Linked DNA regions of Mus musculus: region 2 is linked to region 1. The links are chromatin loops, found by intact Hi-C in ENCODE. Cell type or tissue: left cerebral cortex. All regions are shown on one strand. Links, peaks and the distances in the headings refer to the core of each region. The heading gives the core; the rest is flanking DNA.

Region 1 (16,111 bases), core at 3,156-11,155:
TGTGCATCTCTGTGCGCCCGTGCATGTGTGATGGGTGTGCACTCCTGTGTGTGTTCACGTGCCTATGAGTGTGTGCACGCTCCTATGCCTGTGTGTGTGCTCACGTGCCTGTGTGTGCATCTCTGTGTGCCTCATGTGCCTGTGCATGTGTGTATACTCATGTGTGTGTATACTCGTGTGTGTGTGTGTGTATACTCGTGTGTGTGTGTAACTCTGCTCTGATTATCCACCGTTGGCACATAGAGAAGATCCCAGAGGCAAAAATTACAGGACTGTCAAGGTTCTTGCCTCAGTTTCTTCATCTTGCCAACTGGGTAATGTCTGACCATCCCTGGGCTGACCCAGGGATGCAGAGAAGAGAAACATCAGAACTAGTGTTCTAGGAGCCTGGCCAGTCAGGGAGGGAAAGATGCTGTAAACTCAAACCATGTTAAATTGTTAACCGAACAAACACACATAACCACTCCGGCCCTGTAGTGAGGATTTATGGTTACGTTTGGGTTCCATTGCTCTGTGGCTCAGAGCCAGTGGCCTTGCCTCTCTGTGCAAACAAGAATAAGGATACAGCCTCTCTTCTGTGTGGTTGAGAGGACCAGACATAGTAATTGTTGGCTCAGGTTGTTCTTCCCAAGGTGCAGAGATCCCAGGAGCCTTGCTCTTTACAGGATTGAAGGTTGAGGGTTAATATCCCTCTTTGATGCAGCCACTCAAAGTTTTGGAGTCCTACTGGGCACCTGAGCTAATGGGAAGGAGGGTTGGAGGTGGAGGGACAGGTGAGGAACAAGTGCCTGCTTTCTGAGAGAAGGATGTGGGCCCTTGGATAACACAAGGCACTTCCCACACGGAGAAGCTGGTGCCAGCCCAGGTGCCCCTTTCCACGGAGCTGGTCCCGGCCTCAGTCCTGGATGTTTCCCACTCTGGTAGGGTGCTGTCTTGGGGCAGGTTCCCTCCCCGTCCAGAGGCTGTGATTTCCAGGCAGGGTGATAAATGAATCACCGGCTTCCCTTCAGGGCCACCCTGAAGACTGCAGGGTAGCCTGGGGAAGCTCGGAGCACCTGCCAGCTTGGCCTGTTTCATGGTGGGACTGCTAAGCTTATCCAGGATGGTCTTAGTACCCTGACAGCTGGTTGAAGGGGCTTCCCTTTGGGATAGATGTGGAGGTCCCTAGCACATCTAGCGAGGAGGACCTGGGAGATTGGACGTCCTCAAGGCAAGCTTGATGCTGGGTGCTCTAGCTTCCCACCAGCCACACACCTTTGTCTTTCTTTCCCTTTCATTTTCTTTTCTTTCTCTTTCTCCCTCGTTCTCCTTTCTTTCCTTTTTGTTGTGTTTTTGGTTTTGGTTATTTGGGTTTTTGTTTTGTTTTTTTACACCCCTCTGGCTGTCATGGAACTCTCTCAGAGATCTGCCTGCCTCTGCCTCTCCTTGAATGCTGGGATGAAAGGAGTCAGACCCACATTCCACCACGGTTAACAAACGCACATCTCCAGTTCCCCATGCCCGCTCTGCCACCCACCGGTTCTCTCCTGGCTGGGGCAGGAGGGCAGGGCGAGTGGGAGCGGGCGGGTGGTGGAGCATTAGTTTCCCAGCAGCCCTTTCTCCTGCCCGTTTCTGAGAAGTGCCGGGAGCGGGTGGAGTGGGGCTGGCTGACCACCTCTGGAGCAGCAGCGTCCTCAAAGCGGACCCATTGCCCAGTTGGTGACTCATCCTCTGATCTCCCTGGCTGGGGGAGGGGGGTTAAGAGAGAGTCGGTCAAGGTATGAACTTGGAAGAGAAGGGCTTTTGAGCAAGGGGCTGCTATTTGGAGGCCAGAGCTCCCAGGTCCCGTCACAAACAGATTCGGGAGTGAGTGCATATGGGTCAGGGTCTCCATTTAGGGCCTTTGCAGAAACACACTGGTACCCTGAGTGTCCCTTAGTTCCTTGCAGTTTATATTCTCTCCCTCCACCTCTGCCCTATGTCTCTGCCTCCCCTCTCTTTAGGGCTATTTTCGTTTGTTTTTTGCCACCCACTCAACTTTCAAGGTGTTACCAGCCAACAGTATTTACTCCCCAACACATCCCCAGCCTAGCCAGACAAATGGACACACAGAACAAAAGGAGTCAAAACCACAGCTGAGCTGTTTTCCTCATCGCATTTTCTTTTCTTTTTTATTTTACAATTTATTTTCTCAAAGCTCAGAAGCACCCCCAGTTCTTCACAGTTTCATCACTCGCAGTCCCCAGTCCCTGTTCGTTTTGAAAGGAATTTCCCCGTCTCACTCGTATTACTTGGGGCTTCCCTACACCAGCACCAGGGAGCTCCCCCCCCCACACCCCGTGTTCTTAGTAGTTCTCAGTTAATTGCCTGCAAAAATTCTGTCCTTGGCATGGGAGGATATTCATAATTAAATGCTTTTTTTTTGGAAAATATAAAGGCAAACATAGTTCAAATATTTCGATCGTACTATCCTTAGGTCAGGTCTATTTGGAATCTTCCCTCGTTCCTCCCTTCTCTCTGGGAAGACCTGAAGACAGCCCTCTGTCTTCTCTACTGCGGCCCTCTGATGGGGGGGGTCATTATTTTTCCTGCAAATTGGGCTGAGACCTGTTTTAATTCGCCATGAAAACCAACCTAATTAGGAATCGAATTCGCTCTTTCGTGGGCTTGAACAAGCATTCTCTCCTCCCTCCCTCCCTCCTTCCCAGCTCTGAGGGCTTTCTGAACTCCCTTCCTTTGGAAGTGAGCACCTTTGGCAGCCTCCTACCTGCTCCTAAGTCTTCCTCTCTCTCTCTCTCTCTCTCTCTCTCTTTCTCCTTTATAAGCAGTTGAGACACACTCGATTCTGTGAGTCTACCGGGAGCATTTTTTTTCCATCGTAGTCTCCCGGTGGGGGAAAAACATCTCTCGATGGCCTTCGGCCGAGGCGGTATGTTGTTGGTCTGGATGACCGGCAAAGCCCAGAAAGTACCATTAGCAGCTGACTGAGTCGGGTTGGTTCTGGGCGGTTGACCCCAGCAGCAGCAGCAGCAGCAGCAGCGGGGTCTGAGTCCCCTAGGGCAAGGCAGCAGGAGGGTGCCTGGCTGGTTCCCGTTGCTCTGTGCAGAGAGCAGTTCTTTTACTGCGGTTGGACTAATGACGGGTCCTGATTTTGTGAACTCGGTGTTTATTTTCCCTCCACCAGCCGGGGGAGGAGTGCAAACTGGGGAAAGACCCTCGGGACAAGATCCCTCCGTTCTTCTGGGAAACTGGCTGAGGCTCTCTCCCAATGCACCCCATCTCCACACATACCAGCTGGGCAATGGCCATTCTGGGTTGGGATTAAAGTAGGTTTCCACCTTTCTTCCCTTCTGCTCTTGCCATTGGGTGGGGGGGGGGCGGTCAGGGGACCAAGGCACAGGGATACACATCAGCCACTTTCTGGGGGGACCCACTTCAGCACCTTCTGCCCTGGACATCTCCTTTGGACAAGTTCTGAGTACTCAACCCTGGGTACTGGCAGCCTCCACCTTGGGGCCTGGAGGGAAGAAATGAGCAAGGGTGCAGCCCAGGCTGCCTCTGAGGTGAGGTGACCACGTCTGTGGACATGAAAACCCAAGAAGTGTTTGTTACACTGGGAGACGTGGATTCAGTCATGCAAAATCCTCAGAAGACACATCAAGAGGGGGTATTGTTATATCGAGGCTTAGCCTGAGCCAGTGGCAAGGCCGGCTTCCCGCTTCACCTGCCCTGGAAGCCGGCGGAGTCTGGTTAATTTTTCAATGTTCATTTCCAGCGATCACAGGGCCCAAATGGAAACCAGAGAGCTCCGAATAGGCCACAGCGGTCAGTTACCCAGGACTGCAGAGACACCCTTCACTCCTGCATGCGTTTGATCTGACTCCACCAGAAGGTCCAGTCGCCAACGCCTAGCTGAGGTCCCAGGCCAGGCCTTACCCCCAACCCCTACCCTCTCAGCCTCCAATTGAAAGAAGGCCTGCCGGCTCCAACTCAATTAGCACAAAGGCGGCGGCGGGCACCCTGGTCTGTGCCGCAGGGCAGGGAGCGTCCTGGCGGGCAGGTAGAGAGAAGTCCGCTAGCCCCGGGTGTTATCAGCAAGCGGCTTAATCAGGAATTTGAGCTGACAACGTGCGCACCGCCACCCGGCTCCGCCAGCCGGTTGACGGTGGGAGTGAGACCCGAGAGGCTGGAGTCCCAGACTTCAAAGCTGCCCGAGGTGCGGCGGCCTTGGGGAAGGGGGCGCCCGGCGACAATCGGCAACCCCGAGCGCCGCCTGGACAGAAGCCGGCGGGCCAGTGGGCGCTGGACCATCTTCCCTGCGAAGTAGGTGGCCCTGTATATTTTTGTTCAAGTGGTGTTTACGTTAATGGAAAAGGGATGGGGTTACAAACAGCCTACAATCGGAGTCAGGGGCCACTGGGGATTCCACACTGAAAGGGCTTTCACTTTGCCTGGAGAGACTTAGCGGGAACCCGCCCAGCATGGGGTGGTGCTGCAGGAACCCCCCCCCCCCCCACTCCAACTCGTGCATCCGTCTGGCTCTCCCGACTAGAAAACCCTACTGCCCCAGGCGGCAGTGCAATTGGGTTTACAGAGGAGAAAAACCTCGTTAAAGACCCAAAGGGCTCTTTCTAAAAGGGCCCTGGGAGGGCCTCCCCCTTCCCCACCAAGCCAGACTTTCCCTTTCTTTTCGTAGCAACAGAATTTGCCAGGAGTTCTCCAGAACTCCTGAGGAAATCTCCCTTCTCCAGAGCAGTGGTCTGTCCAAACACAGACACAGGTCCCCCATCCCAAGACAATCTTTCCCCTCCTTTTCGCCAACAACTGCATCTGTCCTTCTTTCTCCTCCTATTGAAAACAGGGAGAGCAGGCTGCAGGAACAGGCTTCTGTCAAAGGAGAACTCAGAATACAAAAATAAAAGCAGGGGAGGTGGGTGGTAGTCCAAGTAGGTAGGAGACGGGCAGCTGCTTGAACCAGGACAAGAGGGCTGACCGACTTTTGGAAAGGTGTTTCCAGTCTCTTTCCAGGATAGCAGCTTGACCTGAAGTCAGACCCACTCAGGGACTGTCCACCCAGCTGACAGTCCACTCTGTCAGCTCAGAGCCTTGTCCGATCTTTTCCTGGAAGATGGTGGACTGGGCAGTTAGGGTTATCTGACACACTTCCGCTGTTGTGCAGACTAGATGGGACCTGGCCTCGGGGTGTGTGTGTGGTTGCTTGCAGGGAGAACGGGCCCTGTCAACTTCCCACCTAGAGCGCTGAACATCAAGTCAGTTTTGGGGGCACCACAGTCTTCTCATTTAGGGCCTTCTTCCCAACTGTAAAACGTCAGGAGCTTAACATGAGTGGGTTGGGATAGTGACCCCATAGGAAGTTCCGGCACAAGCCTGTTCTTGGATGGGGTGTTCGTTCAAGAGGAGAGTTTTGGGTTTGAAAAAAATATATGTCTGTATTTACTTTTGAGATAGGGTCTTGCTTTACAGCATAACTGGAGCTCCCGAGCACTGGTCTTAAACTCACTGGGATTCTCCTGCCTCAGTTTCTGAAAGGCTGGGATGACAGGCCTGATGAACTCTAGGGCTAGGCATCCAGCAGGCTCACACTCTCATGGGAAGCACTTGAGGTCTTGGCTCCTCTGTTCAGCCACCTTAGGGCTGAGTGCTGAGCTCCTGGGCACTGGCTGGCCCCTCAGTGTCCCCACCTTTTGTAATGGAGCCAGTGACCCAGCTGGGATTTGATTTTTCCTCCCTCCCTCCCTCCCTCCCTCCCTCCCTCCCTACCTCCCTCCCTTCCTTCTTTTCTGGTCTATCATCTATCTATCTATCTATCTATCTATCTATCTATCTATCTATCTATCTATCTATCTATCTATCTAACCTATCTATAGACAGTTTTTCTCAGTAGTCCTATTGTCCTGGAACTTGCTCAGTAGATCAGGTTTGCCTCAAGCACAGAAGGCATACACCTCCGTGCTGGGCTTTTCTTAATTAGTCACCGAGAGATCTTGGGTGGTGAGGGAGGTTCGTGGTTGTACTGGGGCAACAGCAGGCAGCACCTTGACTTTTCCCAGACCCTGATGGTCCTAACCCACCAGAGCAGAACAAAGCTTTACTGGCAGCCAGCTGTCTTTGAAAGACGTTCTTCAAACCCCGCGGACTTGTTGACACCCCTTTGACAGGCTCTGCTGCACTGACACTGAGCAGCCTCCAGAGGAATCCAAGCTTGCAGAGAGAAACGCAGAGCAAGGAGTCGGAAAGGGAAGCCTCTCTGTGGCTACAGGCCAGCGAGGTTACAACTTCGTGCCCACGTTCCTGCCGGGCTGGGTGCTCAGTGGGCAGGGCACCCATCCATCTTCTGGCTGACTGGTGGGCACAGGTGCAGTCTACGTCCTGTGTGCCATCAAATAGTGTGGGTGTGTAGTCTGTCCTGTGCAGTGGCCAGCCTTTCCCTTTGCCCCTGGGGTGCAGGAGCAGGAGGGTATAAGAGAGTGAGCCCTTCAGGATTAGGGTGGCCCTCATGTTGCCAGTCTGGGGTCTCCGGGGCTGAGTATCCCTGGTCCCAGGCTTTCTCTGTCACTCCACTTTCTCCTAGGCCAGGGACACCAGATGCGAAGTCCTGAACGCGCTGGCAGGGTCCCTTGTGTGCGCCCCAGACATTTCTTCCATCCTGCAATTAAACCCGAGGTCAAATATCTCCTTAACGACGCTATCAGGCCAGAGCCTCATTACAGCGTATATTTAGCCATAAAATAAGGGTTGTACGGAGCAGGGCATGGAAATGACTGCATTCTGGGAATGAATCCTTTTAGCATAAACCAGGGTTGTTATTTACCACGAGAGCTAAGTACAGGCTGGGCTTTCCAGGCGACCCAGGCAGGAGCAGCCGGCTTCCAGGCTCTTCTGGTATTGCCTGTGCCCACCGCAGGCCTGGCATCTGCCTCTGAGTTGCTGCACTGCTGTGGACCAGGAGCTGATGTTCTGACAAATGCCCACCAGGCTTGCAGCTGGGACGCATCCTCCAGAGGACTGTACACAGGGGTGCTAGCAACAATATGGGAATGGATAACAGTCTGCAGGCTGCTGGGCTGCCATGGGTGGGTTGGGTGGGTTACTCAGCCTCTCTGTGCTTCTTCCCAGAACCCTTGAGAGGAGTTAACCCTTGAGAGCTCAGTGAAGGCTGCAGGTCAGGGAAAGACTACTAGAAGCAGGAAGGTCAGACTGGGGGTGCAGCTAGGTGGGAGAGCCTGCCTGAAGTCCTGGGTTGGATCCCATCACAAAAGAGGGGAGATGTGATGGGTAGGGGAGGAAGAGAAAGGGAGGAGAGGAGGGAGGGAAGGAGGGGGAGGAGAAAGGGTGAGCTAGAGTAGAGGGTTAACTCTGGGTTGCTGGGAGGAATGAATAAGCAGAGCCAGCATCGAGGGGCAGAGTAGAACTGGGGACCAGGGGAGAGGGCTGGACTTGGCCTCCCAGGCCAGGCCCCAGGTTCCAGCCTGGGCTGAGCAGAAGAGCTTCCAAGTCACCCCCTTCCAGCCTCCTCTCTCACCCCACTGCCCCATGCCGCACTGTCCTGGGGACAGGTGGCCCAGGTGGACCCAAAAATCTTTGGAACACACTGAAGCCTCTCAGTTTCACTCTGAGGAACCAGGATTGTGTGGGCAGGCACATCCCAAATCCTGTCTCTCAGGAAGTGGCTTGGGTGACCCTCAAGCTACAAATATTTGGATGTATCAAGAGGAGAGGAGGGAGTCCCCAGTCTAAATGTTTGCCCGAGGTCTCTGGGGGGCAGATTAGTCACACACAGACACACGCATGCATGCACACCCGCGCGCACAAACACACACACACACACCAGCTATGATCTAGAGGAATATGGGCTAGGTGTCCAGCCCAGCTGGCCAAGGTTCAACTTTCAGCTTCCAGGTCAGACAAGATCAAGTAAGACCTTCTCCTTATACTCCATAATCCTGCCTGGAGATCCTAAGTGTCTCACACAGTGGTGTGAGCTGTATTGGCTCGAGGATGGGCCTTCTAGGCCCTGCCTGCTGGGACACACACATATACCACATACACACATGTACCACATAAACACATGGACACGGACACATATGTACACGTGCACATAGTCTCTCGGCCTCCAGAACGCATGCTACTGCTCTCCTTCCTTAGTGACCATTCAAAGTCCTAGGTGGGGCTGGGCCTGACCTCCAGGCTTGGTGAAGGGAGACAGTTCTTACCATCCTTTTCACATGTACATGAGCAGGCGCACGTGCGCGCGCACACACACACACACACACACACACACACACACACACACACACGAGCATTTTCAGGGCAGGTCACTGGAGCTCTATGGTGGCAATATCGTGTGACCCTGGGAAGGAAATGGTAGGTTCTCCACAGGGGTTCAGTCCCCACAGCCCTTTGAGGCAGGTGCCCTTATCCTATTCTCCCTGTTTCTCAGAATCAAAGAAGTTAAATGAGGAGCCAAAGGGGAAGGGGTCACAGCATTCATCTGGGCTTGAAGAACCTGTGACCTCTGAGGCTTGTGTTACTTTCAGTGTGTTTGAAAGGCTTGGGGTCCACCTAGGCCACCAGTTCCCAGGATGGTGAGGTACAGGACAGTGGGGTGAGAGAGGAAACTGGAAGGGGGTGACTTGGAATCTCTTCTGCTCAGCCCAGGCTGGAGCTGAGGGAGGCAACCTGGGACCTGGCCTGGGAGCCCAAGTCCAGCCCTCTCCTCTGGTCCCCAGCTCTCCTCTGCCTCTTGCTGCTGGCTCTGTTCACTGTGTTGGTTGGTGGTTAGGAGGCAAACAGAGGGTTTGTTCCCAGGAGAGCAGTGAGGCTCACAGAGGCTAAATGAGGAGACAGGGATTTGATGAGAACCTGTGGAGGTGGAGGGGTCCCCCCAGGGTGTCACAGTGGGGAGTGGGAGAGGTGGAGGGACTCCAGGAGCTCACACTAGGGAGTGACGGAGCAGAGTGAGGATCCAGACCAGGGGCTGAGCTGGATGGAGAGACTGAGTCCTCAGGGGTGCTGATGCCCTATATCACGTGACCTTCAGGGATTGAGTTTGCAGCTCAGTGGGGTTCACTTCCCACTGGAAGGTGCTGAAGAAGTGTCTGGGTGCTGAGTCCTTAATCTGTGCCTGTCACTGAGGGCTTTTAAGCACCTGGAATCACAGTGTGTGTGTGTGTACTTGTGTGTGTGTGGCATGTGTCTGCATGCCCATGTATGAGTCTGCATGCTTTGCCTGCCTGCCTGTGTACATGTGTGTACACATGTGAATGTGTGTATTCTTACCTGTTCTTTTCTTTTACCCTTTCTGAGAAATTAGGGTGTCTGTCCCTCATCCAGACACGATATGTCAGGACCAGCAGTCTCATTTCCATGGAAGCCAGCCCCACCCACAGATACAGGGTAAACCCCAGCCGAATGAGAGGGGTGGGAGTGTGGGCGGGGCAGAAGGGAGCAAGGCAGGCCTGAGCTGGTATGGCTGATGCTGGTCTCAGTGCATGTTGAGAACCACGCTCACCTTGTTATGGTTTGTTACTCTGCAATTAAAAAGGAATAAAATGGTCTTTCTGTTTGTTTGTTTGTTTAAGACAGTGACTCACTATGTAGCTCTTGCTCCTCTGGTCTCAATATGTAGTCCAGGCTAGCCTTGAATTTTCAAAGATCTGTCTGCTTCTGCCTCCCAAGTGCTGGGATTATGGGTGTGTACTACATGGGTAGCCAAAAATTGTCTTCATGAGTTGGTCTCAGATTGGGTGAACTGGGGAGGTGTCTTCCGTCCTTCCTTCCTTCCTTCCTTCCTTCCTTCCTTCCTTCCTTCCTTCCTTCCTTCCCTCCCTCCCTCCCTCCCTCCCTCCCTCCCTCCCTCCCTCCCTTGTCTTCTTCCTCCTCCTTCTTTTGTCTTGAGACAGGGTTTCTCTGTATAGCTCTGACTGTCCTAGAACTAGATCTCTTGACCAGGCTGGCTTCAAACTCAGACATTCACCTTTCTCTGCCTCCTGAGTGCTGGGATTAGAGGCCTGTGCTACTATGCCCACCTGGACATATGCCCTCTTTCTACCATGTGGGTTCCAGGGATCAAATGCAGGCCACCAGGCTTGGTATCAAGCACATTTAGCTGCTGGGCCATTTCTCCAGCCCCCACCCCTTTTAAGAGGTGGGCTTATGGTGACATTGGAGGGGTCGTTTCAGTGATGAAGGTCTGAGATGGCTGAGACACAGGACACTGTAGAGAGGCAGAACAGTCCCAGAGCTCCCAGAAGGACCAGCTGTGCCCTCACCTTCCAGCCTCTGGCCTCCAGAGCACAGAGAAAATAGACTGTGCTGTCTAAGGCCCCAAGTCAGAGACAAATGGAGAAGCTGGTCCCAGGAAGCTGTCTACAACAAAGAATCTAATTTCCATGTATTGTTAAATAAGAGATCCAGAATTGCAAGTCATAGGTGACAGATAAAGTTCTCGGGCTTCTGTTATTGTACGATTATTACGTCAACTGCGATGGTAAAGATAAAAACCCAAAGCTGCATGGGGCCCCTTGGTTTAATGATTTTACTCCATTAAATAACACATGTGGCCATATCAAACAAGAGAAGTTGCTTTTCTTCAAACCCACTTCAGTGATGAACTTCCCAGCACTGTGGAGACGCCATGAGGCAGAGCGTCGTGGGGGCGGGTCTGTGGGGTTTGGGGTTTTGTTCTGTGGAGGTTTTCCCAGAAATGAGCCCTACCATAGTGTGCCATCGCCCTGGCTGGGATGGCTAACTCAGTCAGTTCATGCAAATCTTGCCTCTCTAGAGTCTCCTTATGAGTTTGGGGACAGATTACTCTCCTGCAATATGCCTCAGTGCATTTTCTGTTGTGATAAAATACCAGAGGCTTGGCACTTTATAAAAAGAAAAGGTTGATACCAGTGTGTGTGTGTTGGGGTGGGAGGGGTCCTAGTTTGCTTCCTTTTTATTAAAGACTTATTTATTTTTTTATGTATATGAGTACAATGCAGCTGTCTTCAGACACACACTAGAAGAGTGCAGTGGACTCCATTACAGATGGCTGTGAGCCACCATGTGGTTGCTGGTAATTGAACTCAGGACCTCTGGAAGAGCAATCTGTGCTCTTAACTGCTGAGCCACCTCTCCAGTTCCCACCACCACCATGCCCGCTCGGCCCCCCAGGTTTGCTTTTTATTTCCGTGATAAACATAGGACCAAAAGCAGTTTGGGAAGAAAAGGGGATTATTTGGCTGGTACAGGTCCACTTCAAAGTTTATCATTGGGAGAAATCAGGACAGGAGTTCAAAGCAGGAACCTGGAAGCAGGAACTGAAGCAGAGACCATGGAGGACCAAGCTGTTTACCGGTTTGCTCAGTCTGCTTTCTTGGCTAACTCAGAACCACGAGCCCAGAGAATGGCATCGCCCATAGTGAGCTGGGCCATCCCACATTAATCAAGAAAATCCCACACAGACTTGTCTACAGACCAGTGTGATAGAGGCAGGGGGCTCCCTCTCCCCAGATGATGGCAGCCTACAGGTTGACAAAAGACTGAAAAACAAAACAAAACAACAACAACAAATTCAACCCTGACCAGCATGAGGTGAGATGTGGTTAAAGCCCTGGCTGTGCCCTGGTGTGACTAAAGGCATCATAGTGACAGTGAGTGTCATTCCTCCTGGAATGACAAGGTTAGATCCCAGTTAAGGACTCAGAGGGGCTGTCTCACTGGAGTGTGACGTCCTTTACTAGGAATCTCCGCTGAATGCCATGCTCCCAGCGACCCAACCACCTTTCCCTAGGACATGCCTATTAAATGTCCTACCACATCCCAGCTCTGCCACATTGAAGATGAAGCCTCCCGCGTGGGAACCTGGAGGAAGGGACGTATCAACGCCAGGACCTCGTTCTTCCTGTTTACCTAAGGGCAGAGGTCAAGGGTAGAAACAGAATCAAGAAACATTTAGAACAAACATAGTCCAGGCTTTCTGGAGTCTGTAGATCTGCCCACAGGCACATCCCTAACACTCACCCCCATATCCGGTGGCTTCTCGATCTGTCGTGCCAGACATCACACAAAGAAGAAAACGACAAGGCAGACCAACAGATGAACAGGATCCAGAGTGACCAGAACCAGACCAGATGTCCCATGATGACATCACAGGAGGGACCGACATTGTGGGAATGGTGCTTGAAGATGATGGTGACACTTTCTGGGAAGACCTTCCCGGATCTCCAGAGGTACGGAACCGAGGTACGGAACCAGTGGTTACACGAATGGGGTGCTAGTCCTCAAAGGAGGAGGCCGTGGACCCCATCACTTTACACAGAAACACCCACTTCTCACCTGCCCAGGCACCCAGAATTCCAAGAGCAAGGTGAAGGCTTGCTCATGTCCTGGTGAAGGCTTAGTGCCTGCTTCTGTACATGGTGCAGAGAGGGATTGTGGTGGGGGTGGGGAGACACTGGAGGGAGATGAACAAGTCAGCCGGCCCACCAGTGGTGATACTTGTCAGATAGCCACAGCCAGACTCTGACACAGGTGCCAACACTCTGCCTTGCGGTGCTTTCCCCCAGTCCTGGAAATCCTAGTTTTTCTTTATATCTGGTTGCCTTCTTTACTTAAAGCTAGAGGGGCTGGAGGGTCACCATGTCCACCAAATGCCTTGGGAGCAATGAGGGCTTGATTGCAGCCGGATCAGAGATGCAAGGTTACCACCGTCCATATGCCCTGCAGGTCCATTTGGGGTACTAAGCAGGCCAGTGTCGGCCATCATGCCTGGCCTGAGACTCTTCAACCAGTGCACTCAGATGTGTTGTTAATTAGAGTTTGTGTTGACATCCTCCAGGTCCAAATTTGCATGGTGAGTCCCAACCTCCACCACTGGTCTTTGTGCCCTCCTGGTAGAGCTGTGCCCTGCCCGTGTGGTTATAATGGGGCCATCACATGTGTGTAGAGGATGAAGACAGCCACAGTGACATGCCGGACATTTATTATGCATCAGTAGTCTCCATCCACTGTAAGTATTAACTTCCTTATGTATACCCCGGGCTGTAGTTACACATACTGCTTAGATATGAGAAAATGGGGTCCCTGATACAGGAACTTACTGAGAGTCACACAGCCATTACATGGAGAAGTGGCAGTCAGACAGGTGATTCTCTATGGCTCTATGGCATCTCAGGATGTCACTGCTCTGTGTCACGCTGTGCTGGCAGCCCAGGGAGTGTCTGCCCATCTTCAAGCAGGAGCAGGATGCAGATCTCCTTACTCGGAGGAGAGTTTGGTCTCAGGGTCCCCTCTCTGGAACGTTTTGAGAAGTCACTCCTGTTGCAAACTCAGGAGAATCGTGGAAAGAATTTCCCGAATGCCAGCTTTGTTTATTCCAATCAGCTGTAGGTTGGCTTCAGGCTTACCCAAAGCCAGCACAAAAACCCAAACTTTCTTCCTGCTGGATTCAACACAAATCAGCCCTCAGCTGAGTCTTGGGGCTGAGTGACATCTTTGGGGAGGGGGCAATGCTGGGGCAAGGTAGGAGTTCTAGAGAAATTGACTGCAAGTCCCACGGTGAGAGTGTGGTCCGTCCCCAGGTGGCACCTGTAAGCAGTAGTGTGGATAAAGTTTCTGTGATTGACACTTCAGCGAGGAGAAGAGATCTGTTCCTACCCCAGAGCATCCAGAGTTCAATCGGCCTCCCAAACACGCAGAGCTTTCCTTTCAAATCACAGGAAGAACGGCCCTGCCTGGCTTGCCAGGCTGGGTTTTTCTTCTGGGTACCTTGTTTCCAGTGGCCCGCCAGAGTATGGCCACAGCCCAGTCCAACTTTGCAGCATCCGGGGAGGATGGCTCTGAATTCCTGTGTTCCACCCTGCTGGCTTTCTCCAGGCACAGGCTGGGTCTCCTTGGGGAGAGAGTCTGTGCTGCAGATCAGTCTGGGAAACGTGAGTCTCCGGCAGAATTCAGCGCTGGGGAAACCGCTGCGAAATTACTCCCTTCCTTCTCTGGAAGCCAGTGGACAAGAGGGCATTGTGTGGGGTCAGAGCCCTCCTGTCACAAAGGGGCCTTTCAGAGGAGCTGACGGGGTGGGCGGGACCCCAGCCGCATGCGCTTCTGGGCACATGTCCGGTCTTCCACGTGCACATGTGTAGGCATGTACACATGTGTGCATGTATGTATGCGCACATGTGTGTGTATGCATGTATGTGCACATGTGTGTATGTGCACATGTGTGCATATATGTATGTGAACATGTGTGTGGATGTGTGTGCATATATGTGTGTATAAGTGTATGTTCACGTATGTGTGTGCATGTGTATGTGTGCGGGTATGTGTACATATGTACATGTGTATACATGTGTGTATATACATGCATATGCAAATGTGTGTATGTGTGTGCATATACATGTGTTTGCTGGGGACAGAGAGCTGTGTGTTTGTGTATTCCCTGTAAATAGGTAGAACAGAGCACTAACAAACATCTCTGTTAGGAAGTTATTTCCTTGTAGGAGAAGGATCAGGCATGGGTAGGCAGTATGACTGGATCCCTGAAAGGTACAAGTTAGGCTGTCAGCCTGGAGCTCCAGGCTTACATGTGGTGACAGATGATGTGGGGGCAAGAAATGTAGGCCGATGGCCTTGTGGACTCTGGGTCAGCCATGTGAGAAGTTGCCCATTCAAATACTCCTGCACCCTGGAAAGGGACAGACACATACACTCCTGAGAGAGGGAGCGGGGAGGAAGGCAGTGTGGGTAGGTGTTTGGGATGAGAGGAGGCTTGGATCCACCTAAGTGTGAATGCTGTGTGTGCACCTGTGTGTGCATGCGTGTGTGCCTGTGCATGCTCTGGAGAAGCTTCACTGTGTAATTGCTCTCTGCAGAGCATGGGCCACTGTGTAATTAAGCTGCGTGCTGGCTGCTCCCAGCACAGAAAATGATTTTGTGCGCGCTTGGCGATTACTCCGTCCCGTTCCTTCATCAAAAATGCTGCTTCCGTTTCCCACACAAAATGGTTCCCAGACCAGGAGGAAGGCAGCCTTCCCTGCAGCCTTGGCAAGATGGTGGCTTCTGGGAAGGAAAGACAGAGGGAGGGAGAGAAGAGGATGTCCTCAAAGTGCAGTGACTGACATTCTGTGCTTCACCACCCAAGAAAAGTGCATTTTACAACAGGCATCCCTGCCATCTGGCCCTATTTGGCTCCACTAGTGAACAGAAATTATTCCAAATATCCAAACCACTCAAGCTCTCTCTCTTGCTCTCTCTCTCTCTCTCTCTCTGTGTGTGTGTGTGTGTGTGTGTGTGTGTGTGTGTGTGTGTGTGGTGTGTGTGTGTGTTTGTGTGTGTGTGTGTGTGTACAGAATATTCCCTCTGGAGCACAGGCTGCCTGGGGACTGGCTCAGAGTGGTGGAGTCCCTTCAAGGTCTACCCATAAGGCTACAGAAGCCATCCAGCCATCCAGAAGGGACAGGAAAGAACATGAAGGGACTTTGGCTGGATTTTTGATAGGAATTTCAGAGCTCCCCAGAGCATTTTTTTTTTTAAATAGAATTGTTCCATTATGGCTATATGCCTCAGGCAAGCTAATGCAATTCTCTGAGCTGCTTTTTGGGATTAACCGTAACAGAATGATAGCTGCCACCTTCGGTGGCTCCTGTTGTTGGAGTGAGACTTGCTGGGAACCAGCGGGCGGGGCAGGGCTAGCAGGTGCTGCCTTTCTCATCTACAACAATGTATTTCTTTTTATCTCTCAAGGAATCTCAGCATCAGGGTTAGCACTACCCCTCCATAAACCCTGTGATCCCCAGGACAGGACCAGGAGGAGGCAGACAGGGTGGCTAGCACTGGGTCCCTTGTCTATCTTGGACAACTTGATAGTTTATTACAAGGACACATATGCAGATCCTGGCTGTGTTGCCACGAGTGAATCACCTAGCCTATCTGACCTGTGCCTTTTGCTGGGTCCCATAAGGCTGTATTACTGGGTAGGTCCGGCTGGCTAGCTAGAATTCCTATTTAGGAGAGGGAAGGAGATTATAGACTTTGGTGGCTAAAAGCATATGCTGCCCGGGGACTCTCAAAGCTTGACGGCCTGCCCTGATACAGCTGTGTGGCTTTGGAAGAGAGTTCATTTCCCTGA
Region 2 (16,111 bases), core at 3,574-11,573, 180 kb after region 1:
GGAGAGGGAGAGGGAGAGGGCCTCCCAGGAAGCACTCACTCTTCCTGGGAGAGTCTGAACTAGAAGGGTCTGAAATCTCTTGGGGACAGTGACTGTACAGCTTCCTGGGGACTCTGCTGCCCATCCCTTACATGGATCCAGAAGTGGAGTATGGTCTCCTGCAAGTCTGCACTGATGACTGGACCCTCCTCCTCTCCTGTTCCAGTGAGGGTGGGGGACGGTAATTACTGGGGAATGGGCTACCTGTCCCCTACTAGAAACCCAGAGAAAACTTGGGGTCCAGCGTCTCACCATATCTCTGAATTGCAGGCAGAAGGCAGCAAAACCACATGCACAGCTGTCCCAGATGTTGGCACTGCCCACTATATCCAAAGCTGAACATCAAGTGGTGGGTTTGGGGCAGGAGGAGGGAGGGAGGGGTTGTTACCCAGACAGACCCAGAACCGGTAAAGGCTGTGGGAAGTGAGGGAAGCGCATGCAGCTCAATTCCACTGACATCAGATGTCTGGAGGGAGCAAATCCATGGAGCAGAGAAAGGTCCGAGGTTTCCAGGGCAGGGGGCCGGGTGAGAGGATGGAAAGGGTGGCTGTTGGGTCCCAGGTGTCCTTCAGGTGCTGACAGAGTTCTGGAAATAGAGGCCAAGGTTAAGGACACTCAGGACATGGAGTGTCATGGTGCTGTGCCCTTTAAGATCGTTACTTTGACGACATGTTCATTTCTCACTACTGAGCCCCCACTAGCCAGAAGTGGACACCAGGGCCGCCGTCAGCTGAACCAACGTCTCTGGTTGCGTTTCCTAGGTGATGCAGGGATGCCCGGTGCGGATTCAACCACTGACACCCCTGTTGCCTGGTTTTCTGCTCTCCACATCCCCTATCACCAGGCTGGGGTCCTTTGACTAACAGACAGAAGGATCAGGGACCCAACACTGGCTAACGCACGCAGAGTAACCTTTCCCCAGGGTTCTGCTTATGTCAGGCTTCTTGCCAGCACATCCACGGGCTTACAGGCTTTCTTCCAGCTATCCCTAAAGGCCTCCTCCCTGCCCCTCCTCCCCACTGGTCCTCCCCAATGGGTAGAAGACGAGAGGACAGGAGAGGTCTTGCCCCAAGCACTGTGTCGGGAACTGGTATCCCTTCCCTGAACAAGCTCCTGTTTCTCTAGTTGTTGTGGCGAGCGCTGCTTTCAGACAGCCAGGTGCAGGACCAAGGTTAGCTATTTCCAAATCAGATCGGTGAATAGAATTCCGCAGTCCTTCACTACAGAGCTCAGGCTGGCCTCCAACACAAGGCAATGCCCCTGCTTCAACCTTCAAGCCCTAGACTGCAGGCTTGAATTTTCTCGTGAACAATTCCCATTTTCAGAAATGTTGTTTGAGAATATACGTTATTGAACTGAGAACCCAATCCTCTGGTAGGAATAGAGAATGGCCCCCCCAAAATAAATGCTTAAAAGGCATACTGGCGAGTGTTGGCGGAGCACAGAGGAGCAAGTCTTCTCTGGGTTTGCTCCTAGACACAGGAGCAGATTTAGAGGCTCTCTGAGAAGTGCTTTAGGGGCGCATGCCAGGAGCTCACAAAGGGTCCACTCCTTGTGATCTGGGGCTGCTCTAGCTAAGACTTACGGAGGGAAACAGACAGGCAGGTCCACACAGATGTATGCGTAAGGGTCTATGCTGGCAACTGTATTATTATGGAGAATACAAGAACACTTAGGACATAGAGTGTCGTAGTCTAAGTATACAACCAGGGGAAGGACCTGCCCAAGAGTAAAGCCAACGGCCAACACACAAGGAGATGAAGCCCCTCAGGGGGCCTCGTGCAGCAGCTGAGCCCAGGGCGGAGTCTCTTGCCCTCTCGGGGTGTTGCTTTCTTTATTCCCACCAGAGGACTTGATTTTCAATTTAATATGCGTATTCTCAATGACTGTTTCTGAACATGGAAATAGTTCGTGAGAAAAAAAATACAGGCTTGAAATCTAGCGCTTGGAGGTTGAAGCAGGAGGATTGATGCCTTGAGTTTGAGGCTAGCCTGAGCTATATAGTGAGTTCAAGGACAACCTAGACTGCATCATGTAGCAAGAGCATCTCAAAACAAAACAAAACAAAACAAAAACAAACAAACAAAAAACCCAAACCATTCTATAACAAAAAGACTTGCTTTTGAATTATTATTCCGGGGGAGTGGGGGTTTCACACACACCATGGTGACTGTGGAGAGGCTGTGGACTCAGTTCTCTCTAGAACCCAAAGGTATTTAGGGAGTCTCAGGGATTGAACTTGCCTTATCAGGCCTGTACAAGAGCTTTACCCACTGAATTACGCCACCATTCCCCTCAATCCTTCTTGTTGGCTCCCCCAGGGAATGAGCTCTGGCGTGGCATGTCCTTTCCTGAAGGGTAGAGAGTCATTTCTGGAACTGTATAGTGGGGAGCACGCCAGCCTCAGGGTTAGAAGCATAGCCTGGCTGGCTATATCCCTGCCACGGCCTCCTCATGAGAACTCTAACAATGGCCTGCTGTCTGTCCATCACTACCCAGCAAGCCCCTTACACTCCCTCTGTGCCTCAGTTTCTCCAAATGTCACGTGATGCATCTTCTGGTCAGCATTTCTATCAAAGTTGTGGAAGTTCTCTCTGTCCCTTTTTATCCTCACACACTTTAATTTTCTCATTAGATTTATTTGTTTTATTTTATGTGTGAGTATTTTGTCCCCATATATGTTTGTGTCCCACATGCATGCAGACATGGTGGGGGGGTCAGAAGAGGCCATCAGATGTCCTGGAACTGGAATTAGGGATGGTCCTGACCCACATGGTAGATGCTGGGATTCGAACACTGGTCCTCTGCAAAAAAAAAAAAAAAAAAAAAAAAAAAAAAGTGTTCTTAATCGCTGAGCCATCTGTTTTTTTAAAATCAGTTCACTTTCATTTAAATAAATATTTTTTCAAACCTTTCTATGGTTCTTGCAAGTAAGAAAGAGTCAAATAGCAATATGACCACATAATCAATGAAGTCGAACAGTTATGGGTTTGTTTGAGTTTTTTGTTTTTGTTTTTGTTTTTGTTTTTGGTCTAGACTTTTGTTGTTGTTGTTGATGTTGTTTGGTAGGTTGGTTGTTTTGTTGTTTTATTTTTCAAAACAAAATCTAGTGTCGTCAGTGCTGACCTTAACCTCACTATGTGGCTGAGGGTGATCCAGGACACCTGATTCTTCAGCCCTCCCCTGGGATGACATGAGCCTGCCACCACGCCCAGTCTATTCAGTGCAGTGGCTTTGTGAGTGCCCAGGTGGGTGCTCTATATAATGAATCCAGTGCCCACCCCAGTGTCACTGAATTTTACAGGGTCTCCTGGCGGACTTGGCTTCCAGAGACCTCGCTAGAAGGGCTGAGACACACACAGGGCATTTTGTCATTTGTTTAAGAAGAGTAGAGGAGCCGGGCTTGGTGGCACACGCCTTTAATCCCAGCACTCGGGAGGCAGAGGCAGGCGGATTTCTGAGTTCGAGGCCAGCCTGGTCTACAGAGTGAGTTCCAGGACAGCCAGGGCTACACAGAGAAACCCTGTCTCGAAAAACCAAAAAAAAAAAAAAAAAAAAAAAAAAAAGAAGAAGAAGAAGAAGAAGAAGAAGAGTAGAGAAGAAGCCACCAGGCCATGGGGAACGCAGGACTCTTTCCTTCCCCCCACCCCCCAGAGTGCAGTGTCAGGGGTCCCAGTCCTGTGCAGAGTGCCTTCCTTTTGCTTCCGGGCTGAGGCTGTCATGGTTTCCATTAGTCCACAGAACAAAGGAGGGTGCGAAGCTGTTTGTTATTTCACCGTCGGCAGAATTAGCGGCGGCTTTACGCTTGGTGCCCAGGACTGCTCCCCACTCCAGAAACCTGGCCTCCGCCAAGCCATGCAAATTGCTCTCAAATCTCTTATTAGTGAGGCTCTTAACTGTTGAAAGATCACAGGCCACCAAGGGGCCAGAGAAACCACAGAGGCTGGCTGGGAGGGCAGGGCGGGGTACGGGCACAGTGGAGGCTTCCCAGGGTACCTGGGGCTGAAAGCTGACTTCTAAAGGACACTAGGCCGGAGCTCCACCCACAGCTCCGCCCACAGCTCCACCCTGCACGTGGGGGAACACCAAGCCTGTGGTCTAGATTCCTAAATAAATGGCCCAGAAAGGTTATGCAGCTCTGTAAGAAAACAGCTTTCATTCCTCCATTTAGAAACGTCGAGCAGTGCTCGGGACAGGGCGCTTGCCTGGCATGTGTGAGATTCTGGGAACGCCTCGGGACAGAAAGAATAAATATGTAAAAGGTAGATAAATAGTGCCCACTAAAAACTCCTGCATGGGGCACTGTGGGCATGTAAGCTCAGGTGGCAAAGTTACTGCCCCACAGTGAGAGCATGCTCGCCACCGTTTGAGCTCGGCAGGCATTCCTGTGTGAGGCACAGGGCAGAAGCAGCAAGCGATTTCAGGATGAAACTGTGGTGTTGTCAGCATCCTGGCCAGGACTTTGTGTTGTATCTGTGAGAGGTGTCACCAGGGTAAATCATGTCAGAGGAGTTCCCTGCATTGTTTCTCAAAACGTCATGCAGATTAGCAATAATCCCATAATTATTTTAGAAAAAAACAAAAAACAAAAACAAAAAAAAGCCCTATATTTTGCAGAAGCCAAAATAAGGATATATAGTAGTAATGATGACTGCATCTTGCTGGGAAGCAGAGAGCCTAATGGCCAGTGCTGAGTCTCATCACCCAGGTTCACAGCACCACTCAATAGGGGAATGCTGATGAGTGGTGTCACCGCTAGAGCCTTGGATGGCATCACCACTAGCATTGGATGATGTCACTACTAGAACCTTGGATGACGTCACCACTACTTTGGTGTGGTGATGGTCACACTTCTGCATTTAACTCTTTTGTTGTTCTTACAACCGCAGAAAGTTCCGGAAGGCTGTGGGCTGGGCATCCAGCAGTCAGTCACTGATCCTCTTCAGAGGGGAAGAGATACAGAGGGTGTCAGGTCTCCCATAGACCATCATCCCTGAGCAGTGAGGCTGGAGTGGGAGCCACTTTTGGGCCCTGGCTCAACAGAGTCCATCCTCTCTGAGGCAAAGCACAGGGGCCTCCATCCTTCAGCCACACAGAGAGTATGAGGTTCCTTGTGTATCTTCCTGCCACTCTGAGAGGAGCCTTTACACTGGCTAGGATTGGAGACATGAAACCATGGGCTAGCCAGGATTCCTCTCCTCCCAACCCATGCTCAGCCTCTTCTTGCCTCAAGCCTCAGCTCTGTCCCAGCAAGGGAAAGAGAATTCCCAGACTCTTCCTTCTCATCCCTGAGAACACAGATCCCAGCCCTTCAGGAAAGGGCGGTGTGAGCCAGCTGATGGTAGAGGGGACTTGGGCCTCAGGAAGGAAAAGAGGCGTCAAGAATGCAGCAGTAGCCTGCAGCTCTGACCACCCCACCCAAGAAACCATTTCTGCTCCTCACCACACTCTCTCCTGCAGATCACAGGAGTCCCATAAGCTGATGATGGGCTCTGGGGTTTTCTAGCTGTGTGCCTTGGCACACGTCACCCAGACCTCACTAACTCCATCTGTCAAATGGGTACAAAATAATGTCTGGCCACAAGGAAATATTCAAAGCAATGATCCAACACAGCCCCCCATTCACTAGCTGCTGTGTGCCCGATCAGTCCCACTACAGTTGTGACTTGTAAGAAAGGCATGGAGTCAGTCATGGTCACAAGGAGGTTTGGACAGCAAAGTCCCAGTGTTGGGGAGGGGCACAGAGGGTCCCTTCAGCCACGACCACTGAGGGTGGTAGATGCGGATACCTTGGACAGACATCCCTTACTGGGAGGAATATCCTGTTTTTCCAAGGGCTAAATGCAGAATATTCTGTGTCCTATTCTGGTCACCTGCTGTGCCACCAGGCCAGGACAAGCTCAGGCCAGACAGGTATCTTTAGAGGGAGGAGCCACAGCATTGGTGAGCAAGCTGAAGCCTGCAATGAGAGTTTGAGCTGAGAAGTCCTGGCTCCGAGGTGTGTCTTTATGCCATCCTGACCACATCCGGGAGCTGGTTTGTGTGTGTGCTAGTGGGGGGCGGGGGGAAGAAGCTGTTGACTTCTTGGAGAATCGGCCACAGGCAGACCCTCAACTGTGAAAGTTGTCCACAGTGTGGAGATGACAGAGATGAGAGGCCCAGCAGGGTCAGGGCTCTCCAGAGGCGGCTGAGACAGAGCAGACCCCTGAGGAGGCCAGACACCAAATGGTGCTGGGGTGGAGATCACAGAGGCTCATCTTCCTTGAATCCCCCTTTCTTCCCCTCATACTATCTGCAGAACAGGGCTCCCTTGACCCCTCCTCCACTCATTTCATTTCATCTCAACGCTGCCGGCCTCTCCCCCATCCCCCCTGCCGCCCCCACCCCTTGCTATCTCCCCCCCCCCCCCGAGACCTGTCGCCTCCTTTTTTCTCTTTCGCAGTCTCCTCCGGTCCCAAGCAGGCTGCAGATCCAGCCCCGAAGGCTTTGATGCCCCGAGGTGTAAGATTGCTGCGGTCCAGTGCAGAAGACAACCGGGCTTCTGCGCATTGATTGATCGCAGCGGCTCCAGCCTTCTAAAGCAAGGACCGAGGATAGGGGACAGGAGTGCAGCCCGCCCTGCCACTGTCCCTTCTGCCTGGCAGGGACCTTCACAGTAAAGCACCAAGGTTAGGCGTGTCTGTTATCCAGCTCTCAGGCTGGCTAAGAATCTTCGCTGGGACAGAAGTTAGCCTCCAGTGCACCTGAAATACACCTGGCCCCTAGAGGGCGCCCCAGAGCCCGCCATCGCCACCGCACCCCACGGCTTCCAGCTGAGTCGCCTCCCATTCCTGGGTATTTGAGACCCAGTCAGCTAGGGCTTGACTGGCAACCTGAGTGTCTTAACCAGAAGGCATCAGACTGGATCTCAACAGAAAAGTGCACAGCTCTTATCTGTGTTGGGAGAAGGTTACAGGTTCCCAGGCAGACACGGGCTCCGCTATTACTGGGAAAGAAGCTGGGCTAACATTTTTCCCGGAGACTCTATCAGGATGGGTCTGTGGGAGTCCAAGCTTCTGCTGGGTGTGGTTGTCATTCAGCAAGAATCTCAGAGAGAGGAGTACAATCGTTGTTGAAGCACCTTGTACTCCAAGGACTTTTTTTTAAAGAATGAAATAAGACAGTGGGCTGATGAGATGGCTCAGCAGGCAGAGGTGCTTGCTGCCACGCCTGGCAACTCTAGTCTGATCCTAGAACCCATGATGGAAAGAGAAAAATAAATGACTTCCACAGGCTGTCCTCTGACTTCCACATAGGAGCCAGCAGATGTGAGCACGCGCACACACACACACACACATAATTTTAAAAACTTTTTTTTTAAGAACAAAGGAAACCATTGTGACTATTGACCTATGTGGCAGCCTCCTCTATGGTGTGGACAAGCCCTCCAGTTTGAGTTGAAGGTCCAAAGAGCAGTTCTCAGTCGGCCCCTATAGACACATGACTATGGTGTGTCAGAGGAGGATACACCAGCCATCTTTCTCCTTTACAAAGAAAACATGGCCTGAGAAAGTGGCCAGTGGCCAAGTGATGGGCTCCAACCTTCCCAGCCTTGGTGGAGACTTCAGACCCTAACTCCAAGCAGGCCCCCAAAACACAGAAACATCTTTAGGAGGTTCACAGAGGAGGCCAAGGAGCAGGGTTTGGGGTCCCAAGTAATTTTCCTGTTTTATGCACACTCATCTGAGATCTTGGAAATAAAATTCAAAATGTAAATATTGGGGCATCCATGAGAGACCAGCTGGGATTTGATGAGAACTGGGAGTTGACTTTCTCTACTCTCAGGTGGGAAAACATTGCCCCACACACAGAGCTCCTGGCCCTGTGTCCCTCTGTTCCTGTGTCCCTGCCTCATCTGCACTGCACCGGGTCTTAAGAGTAAACGGAGAAAACACGGGTCACTTGCTTTCCATTTATTATGTCACTGTAACAGTTTCAATTGCTACCTATAAGCCTTTCTGCCTTCATTTTATGCACAGAGGAATACACTCCAGGGAAGGAACCGGGTGTGCTTGACCACCGTCAAGAGCAAATTTCCCCACACACAGACAGAGCTTGAGACACACAGGCTGCTGGACCCTTAATATCATGTTTTAAAGACTCTTCCAGTGAGCTTGCTGCTTCAGGCGTTTTAAACAGGCTTTATTTAATAATGCCCCATTCGACTCATGAGATTTAAATATTTGCTCCCATCAGCAATCATTTGATCCTTTATTTCCAGCCGAGGACTAATTTCTCTGGGTTATTTTTCTTTGGAGCTGGGTGAGCCCTGAGGCAGGGCGGCCTCTCGGCTCTATGGAAAGGGAACCCAGCCGAGAGCAGCAGCCCCCCTCCAGGCTTCTATGGTGTTTATTCGCTCTCCTCACGTCCATCTCACTGGAGACAGAAGATAGCATTTAAAAGACCACTATGGCAAGATAACCAGAGAGAGATTTTTAAAAGTAAAAGATCAAAATGTGAAGAAATTCGCAATAAGGGGGTGATTTGGGGGGGAGTATATTCTGATGTCAACCGGCCAGCTTTTTCCCCATGGGGATACTTTGTGACAATTGTCCAAATAGCTGTGGACGTCCATCCCTTACCAGTTAAGGCTCTAAGAAGGAGAGAGGAAGAAGATTTGATTTTAAATTTCAGTCCACTACATTTTAGAAGAAAAAAGGAAACTCACTTTGAATTGTTGACTTTGGGGGACAGTTTACTAGTTTTGTTTTGGATTTTTGTTGTTGTTGTTGTTGTTGTTACTGGTTTTATTGTAATGCCATTTGCTACATGCTAACTGTTGCAATATTAAAAACAACAACAACTTTCGTTTTATCTCTTCATGCTGCCTTTACAGATAGCAGGCTTCCCTCTTGAAGGGTCATAAAGCCATCATTAACTCAACAGACACTGGACAAACTGACAAGCCTCTCTGGTCCAGCCCCGGAGAGCAGCCTTGGTGATGGTGGAGAGCGAGGGGCTCTGACCTTATCTTGGCAACCCCAGCCTGGGAGCTCTGCTCCCACAGGGAGGGCTGTCCTGGGTGAAAGCTACAGCTATTACAGAGGGTGCCACCCGGCCGCCTGAGCCCATGTCCTGGCCGGACATGTTTACCATGGTGTGATTTACGGCACCCAGGTGTTGGCTTGGGAAACATCTCCGAAATCGGCCAGACCTGGGCAGTTTCTACTCCTGAAAAGCCAGTGATTCCAAAAGACCCACGTGGCCGTTCACGGCTGTCTGTAACTCTGGTTCCAGGGAACCCGACACCTTCACACAGACACATACAGGCAAAGATACTCACGCACATAAAGTAAAAATGAATAAATTAAAAAACATAAAACAAAACGTGCTGGTCCAAACCAGGTTCCTCTCTAGTGGCTTTAGCACGGGGGGAGCTAAGCAGCCGCATCAGCCCAACGTGGCTGCACCAGCTCCACAGAGGAAATCTCCCAGCTGCCATGCTGAGCTGTCCCCTTTTTGTAGCTTCATGGACACAGAGCTTCCCACTTGGTCCTTGCCAAGCAGTCTGAAGGAGGCACCTGAGAACATGGGCTTGCCCCCCAGCTTCAGGACCCCCTCCCCGCGCCCCCCCCACCACCACCAAGGAGAACTGTGTCCTGTCACCTTTGCTGGTGTTGCCTGCAGGTGACTGCAGGATTGCTTAATAGGCACCTCTGACTTTGAGCCATGGCAGCCCAAGCAAGCCTGGCGAAGGGCAGCACCAAGTTAAAAAGAGATTCTGGAATTTTAAAGGTGGCCTTTTTAGGTTGGCTACCAAAAAAAAAAAAAAAAAAAAAAAAAAAGAATTTAAAATTTTATTTTGTCCTTCCGAACTCAGCAATGTTTAAAGAAATTTGGAGATCTCTTGTGCAGCTAATTTTGCCTTACCCCAGCTTGCCCTCAGATACTACTGACCCTCGGGGATAAAGTCAACGCAAGTCTGACTGGGTGCCTGTAGGGCCGCAAGTCTGACTGGGCGCCCATAGGGACGGAGGATGGGTCTTCGTTTCTGTTTTCATTTTTAGAAATAGCTTTCATACTGATCTCCATGGTGTCGGCTGACGATAGGAGCGCATTTAATCTGAGCCGGGCTCCCTTCCCTTCCCCTTTCTACCCTTAATGAAAAGAACCGTTTTCTCTTGCCTCCCTGGAAGGAACCAGCTCCACAGGCAGAAAGCAAGTGGCTGATTGCAGCGAGTTAGTGCGCGGGCCATTCGATGCGGCTGTGGCAAATGGCATAATTTAAGTCTTTTAAGCCAAAGATTTGAATGCTAACAAATTTCCTTTAAAAGGGTTTCAACCTCTCTTTGCATGTGTTCCTCACTCTCCCGGCTCTAAATACACTTAAAAAAAAAAAAAAAAAGAAGAAGAAGAAAAAAAAAAAGAAAAGAAAGAAAAGAAAACATTGATTTGCCATCGTAGGCACGGGAACTAGCGTGATTGTTGAAAATTACTAGCCCTGGGGCGAGGGGTGATACCCAGTAATAAAACAAAAACTTGTATTCAGGACTATCCGGCTGCCTGCTGCAGCCGGTTCAGGACGGTGGCTGCCTGGCTCTGCTGAGTCCCCACCTCTCGTCGCGGCTGCGCCCATGTGATTTGGAAACTGTTTTAGGGAAAGACCTTTGCTTCGTAGTGCCCCCACACACCTGCGTTTCTATCTTAAACCACAGGGGATGCCCAGGCGGACAGTGGTGGCTGACCACAGACCCGTGGAAATGCGTGCGGGCCGCGCTGCTTTAAAGGATGGCAGAGAGGATCGTCAGGATGCCTCGTGGCGTGAAAACCGGCCCAGGGCGCACCGCGGGCTCCGTTTATTTAACCTCTGCTGGAGCTGCCCCACCCAAGCAGGTGACTATGGGAAGATTTTTTTTTTTAATTGTGAATTACAAGAGGATTTAAAAAAAAATCTGAATGCCATGCTAGTTATGAGATCCGAACATTGGAGGTGAGCACTGAGATTCAGGGCCTGGTAAACGGCTAAACAGATTTAGTAGGCTTGCTTAACATATAAACATCTGAAACCCGTTTCCTGTTTAAGGGGGAAAAAAAAGTCTAGGTAGGAGACCTCAGCTTTTTTTTTTTTTTTTTTTTTTTTTGATTAACAAATGTGAATTGTACATCGCGGTGGGGGCGAAAAATGATCCACGCTTGGTGGTCTTCCGAAGCTCCGTGTATGGGAGAGAGAGAGAAAAAAATACAAAAATAAACGTTACCTCTCTCTCTTTCAGGGTGGGCAATGCCATTTCTCCAGGCGTCCGGGGCTCTGGCTAATGTTAGGGCTGTCACTGCAGGCAGAATCCCCGGGGCCTTCGAGCCTCCCTCCCGGAATGCCTAATGCTAGGCCTATCTCCAGGCCTTGGACTCAGCCCTGCAGGCTCGGTGTCACCCCACCAAGTGGCCTGCTCCGTGGCTGTTCTAGACCCCGGAGACCCCCCTGTGAGCCCTCCAACAGAGGGGAGAGCAGGGAATATTGATTTGCTGATTGAGCTAGAAGCCACAGCAAATTGGTGCTTGCTCAGCCCTCGGGGACCAAGCACCAGCTGCGATCTGTTCCTCGGAAAAGAGCTTAAGGGTTCTGGCACTTTCTGACAAGATACGTTTTATAGGATTTGTGCTAGAATTTGATATTAGATGTTAGGAACTGAAGTTTAATGTCTGCAATGATAACAGCAGCAGCTGGGACCTTTAACAGCTCTGGGGGTCCTTTCTAGTCCGGAGTCCATAATAAAAGCCATTTATTTCAAACACCTTATAAGGGAAGGATTTAGCCCTGAAGTCAATATAACATACAATACTTTTTATATTTGGATAAGGGGGGAAGTTCCATGATCAGGGATGTATGTTGGTTTGGGTTTGGGCTTTTAGACATGTGGAGGCTATAAATATTGAAAAGCTGCCTCCCTTGCTTAATTTAGTGTGCAAAGCATCTCACTTTCAATACCATTTATTCTTAGAGAACAAGATTCCCTCCACTCACTATCTTCTATTTGTTTTTCCTAGTCACGCCCCCCACCCCCACCCCCGTGATGAGTGGACAGAACTTGGTGGGCTTGATTTGATTTCTCCCATCTCCAAGGACACCCCACATTAAGTCTTGGTCGTTGGAAACGCAAGGTTCCCTTATTTTCTGGTAACAATTTGATTTGGGGGAACCAACGTGCGCCTCAGTGCCACGGAAGAAACCCATCAATATCTTGGGGGTGAGGGAGCAGTCTTGCTCAGTGAAGGAACGGTGACCTTTGCTCACTCGGGTGTTGCCAGCCTGATTTTAGAGAAGCTCCTGGCTCCCCACACACCCCAGAACTCCAGGACTCCAGTGTTTTCTGAGAAACCTGGAGCCAACACGCAGGGCCTGTCCAGCAGGGGCTGCTCAGAGCAGCCCAGCTCCCTTCCTTGTCTCTTCAACTCAGATAAAGAGCAGGACATCCTGGAGACAGAAGGGCACCCCAAGTAGCAGAGTCCGGGGGTTCACAGGCGTCTCACGCCACACAGGGTTCTGTGGCCTGATTCTCTTCAGCTAGCAAGCAGCGTGACCAGCGGTTTACACAGAAGCCCCAGCCGGGTGGTGGCTCGGTCACCCAGATGCTCTGGGCTCCTGCTCAAGGCCTCTGGTCCCCCCACGGTGACATGGAAGCCCTGTTGGCTGAGGGACGAGTGCGATGCCCACTCTGCTCACTCTGAGACATAACAGCTCCCTACCCTCAGCAACAAGGGGTCTCAGGCTCCTGCTCTGTCCACAAGTGGAACAGAAGGACAGACAGACACACTGAAAAACAACTCCGGCCTCTCCTTCTGCTCTGGGCTGGACAGGTGGCCTCATTTTGCTTTAGAATACAGAGGGCCCAGACTCTGCTTCTCTCTACAGTTACACACATACACACACACACACACACACACACACACACACAGACACCGGAGAGACAGCAGTTTGGAGGAGAGCTCACCCACCTCCTGTCAGTGGTGGGAAAAACAACAGGTGGAACTTGTTGCTGGGAATATAATTGCTCTGAGTGACAACCCTGCTCCTGAGGGGGACGGGAAGGTGTCAGGAACCAGTTGCAAATACCGGCGGATTAGCACTTCTTCTGGTGAAGTTGAAGCCATAGGTGTGGGTGCAAAGTGTCTCCCACTCCGGAGACCTTGGTGTCAACACCACTGTCCTTTCCTCTCAGCAGAAGAGATGAAGTTGCTAACAGCTTCGAGGGAGGCAAGCCTGCAGTGTGGAGAGAAGCTCACTTGACAGAATAGCCCTACAGGGCAGGGTCTGCCCTGCTGGTCCCTCATGTTATAGATAGGGAAACCAAGGCAAAGACCGGACTGCTGGATCCTGACAAAGGCTGTAGGGCAGGAAGGCGACTGCGTCTCAGGACGTGGTGACAGGAGTTCGATAGCTACGGTTAAAGCCAGGACATTCTGCTGGCTGGACAAGTCACTGTGCCATGCTGAGCCTGGGGTGCCCATTTGGGAGGTCAGAGTGGCAGTAGTACCCACTAGTAGCTGTTATCAAAGGACACGAACAGGGAATGGAAAGCCTGTGGCTCATTGGGAGTTCGCAGCAGACAGTAGTAGCCATGGTGACCTGAGATACTAGCCTGCCACCTCCCAGGAGCTACAGCCCCAGGTCTAGCCTCAGGAACTGATCTAGAAACTGTGAGCAGTCTTAGATGCCCCAATAGCTAAGCAGCAGAAACGCAGCTGTGACATACACACCCCAGCATCAAGGCCTCAGCCAGAGTAACTGGGTCTGGCCGATACCAGATGTCCTCAAGTACCAACAGAAGGTGGGCACCAGACCTCCCCCAGGGGGAACCTACCAACACCCCCACAGTCAGCCCCAAGCCTCACCGTGTCACCATGAGAACCAGGTCCTGACACAGCTTCACTGCATGACACAGAAGCCGCCCGGCTCTAGCTATCCATCCCCTGACTCCCACCATGTCTCTTTGGACACAAAACTCCTTTCCACCTTCTTCAAAGTCTTTTACCCGTTCTTTTCCAGCATCAGATGGAGGCCTAGCCATGAGCCCCAGAAATAATAAACAGTCCACATCCTGCGGCCAGCTCCCAGCCAGACACAGGGCTCTCCTTGCCGCCAGCCAGGGTCCCGACCCAGAGGCCAGGAAGCAGCAGCAGGCACAGCTTGAGATCCCATGAATGGAAGCCCCCAAAACCAAATTCTACTTCTGTCTCTTACAGGCAGTTCTTGCTCAGCTCAGTTGCTTGCCCTGTGTGAAGGGACCCCAGGTTCCCTTCACACAGTAGGGCAGCAGAGAACCTGATGGTACATCTCCTGTTGTCAGAAAACACATTGTTATCTGCCCAGACGATGGAAAACATGGTACAGAGAATGAGAGCTCACCTTTTAAAAAACGGGATGGCCACTCCACAGTAGAAAGATCAGCAAAAGAAACATGGAGTGGCAAGGCCACGTTGGGGTGATCCACTACTGTAGGAGACTTATTTTTATGTGTGTGTTTTTGTCTGTTGCCCCATTGCTGGGCAACCCTGGGCGAGTCACTTGCCGCTTCTGGGCCCGTTTCCCTTGTCATCGATGCCAAGACCTAAATTCACCTCTATATTCTTCTTCCTTTCATGGCTGAATAAAACCCTTAGCCTCCAGATGTAGGCAAGCATGCCAGTCTCTGCACCAGCTTGTACTTATATTTTAAAGTCCCCAAGCCTTCATAACTAAAAAAAGAACAATTCACAAATGTGAAACCCTCCGAAAAAAAATAGGGTGCCCTCTCCACTCTGGTAGATCTTTCTCTGGTCTTTTTCTTCTTCTTCTTCTTCTTCTTCTTCTTCTTCTTCTTCTTCTTCTTCTTCTTCTTCTTCTTCTTCTTCTTCTTCTTCTTCTTCTTCTTCTTTTTCTTCTTCTCTTCCTCCTCCTCCTCCTGCTCCTCCTCCTTCCCCTCCTCCTTTCTCCTTGTTCTCCTCCTCCTTCCCCTCCTCCTTTCTCCTTGTTCTCCTCCTCCTCTTCCTCCCTCCTCCTCCTCCTTCTTCTTCTTTCACTCTCTACCTGATTCTGTCACTGAGCCTGGAGCTCAGCCTGTGGCCATAAGCTCCAGCAACCTTCCTGTCTCCCCACACACACACACACACACACACAGTGATGGCGTACAGGTGTCCATTTGACCACACCCACCTCAAGCATGGGAATTAGGTTCTTTACCCATTGAGCCGTCTCTGCAGCCCTTCATGACACTTATTAAAAAGCCCACGGGAGACAGAGGACCCTCAACCAGGTGATACACAAAGGTCAAAGTGGGGTGAGAATGAGCCTGAAGTCATTGTCATGAGCTGATGGAAGCTTTGTGAACACGGACTGAGGGGCAGATTGGGGGGGGGGGGAGCTTTTCTCCCAATGAGATGATTTCTTTGAGGTCAGACAGCTTTGTACATGGGAGCAAAGGAAGGCCAGTTAGTTGTGGAGAATGTAGAATACGTTTTAACTGATTAGGAACAGACCCTGAAGATTAGAAAGCAGCAGCAGTTTCTGTCTCTGTCTCTGTCTCTGTCTCTCTGTCTCTCTCTCTCCCTCTCCCCCTGGGTACATCTCCTCCTGAGATCCACCTGCTCTGGAAGGTCAATAGGGCCCCTTTCACAGGTGTATGGAGCCACAGGCCCACAAACACAATACAGATGGGGGACAGGGCATTCTGGGAACAGAGTGGCAGGTGATATCACCTGCTCAGGGCAAGCAGCCCCTGAAGCCTTATGGGAGACTCAGAAGAGTTCCCACCTTGCCCTGTGCCGTAGAGTCACCAAGAGTAATCCTAAAATCTCTCATCCTCTGGACCCCAAGCCTGTGTGTGTAAGAACCTTAGGGGTGTCAGCGTGGGGGGAGGGATGTCAACAAGGGGGAGGGGTGTCTGCAGGGGGAGTCAGTGAGGGGTTAGCAAGGGGATGGAGTGCCTGATCAGGGATGTGCATTGCACAGATCGTCTAGTGATGTCTGCACAGGACACACTGCCCATTCACCCACACTGACTGAAGTTTGCAGGGGATCCAGGGCTCACCCAGGTCTTGATTGTTGTAAAGTTAGGGC

Evidence for each region. Peaks named below come from ENCODE experiments on the same cell type or tissue, not always from the same donor. Only the 100,000 strongest peaks of a DNase experiment are listed, where the experiment ranks them.
Region 2: it touches region 1 in a loop (2.5-fold over the local background); 11 of 42 quality-filtered maps call a loop at or near these places.

What each region holds. Positions count from the first base shown.
Region 1 is chr8:121,061,714-121,077,824 of GRCm38, reverse strand. It overlaps Fendrr (Foxf1 adjacent non-coding developmental regulatory RNA), which reads left to right. Exons shown (of 6, transcript NR_045471.2): 2 at 3,755-4,302; 3 at 12,046-12,231; 4 at 12,827-12,997. Among named protein-coding and RNA genes, the nearest start is that of Fendrr, 13 kb to the left of the region's middle. In left cerebral cortex, for the core only: a CTCF peak has its summit at 6,183; no DNase peak of the experiment used is centred there.
Region 2 is chr8:120,878,153-120,894,263 of GRCm38, reverse strand. It overlaps Gm26878 (a long non-coding RNA gene), which reads right to left and starts at 14,261. Exons shown (of 2, transcript XR_388115.2): 1 at 13,909-14,261; 2 at 13,047-13,276. In left cerebral cortex, for the core only: a CTCF peak has its summit at 6,791 (motif pointing right); no DNase peak of the experiment used is centred there.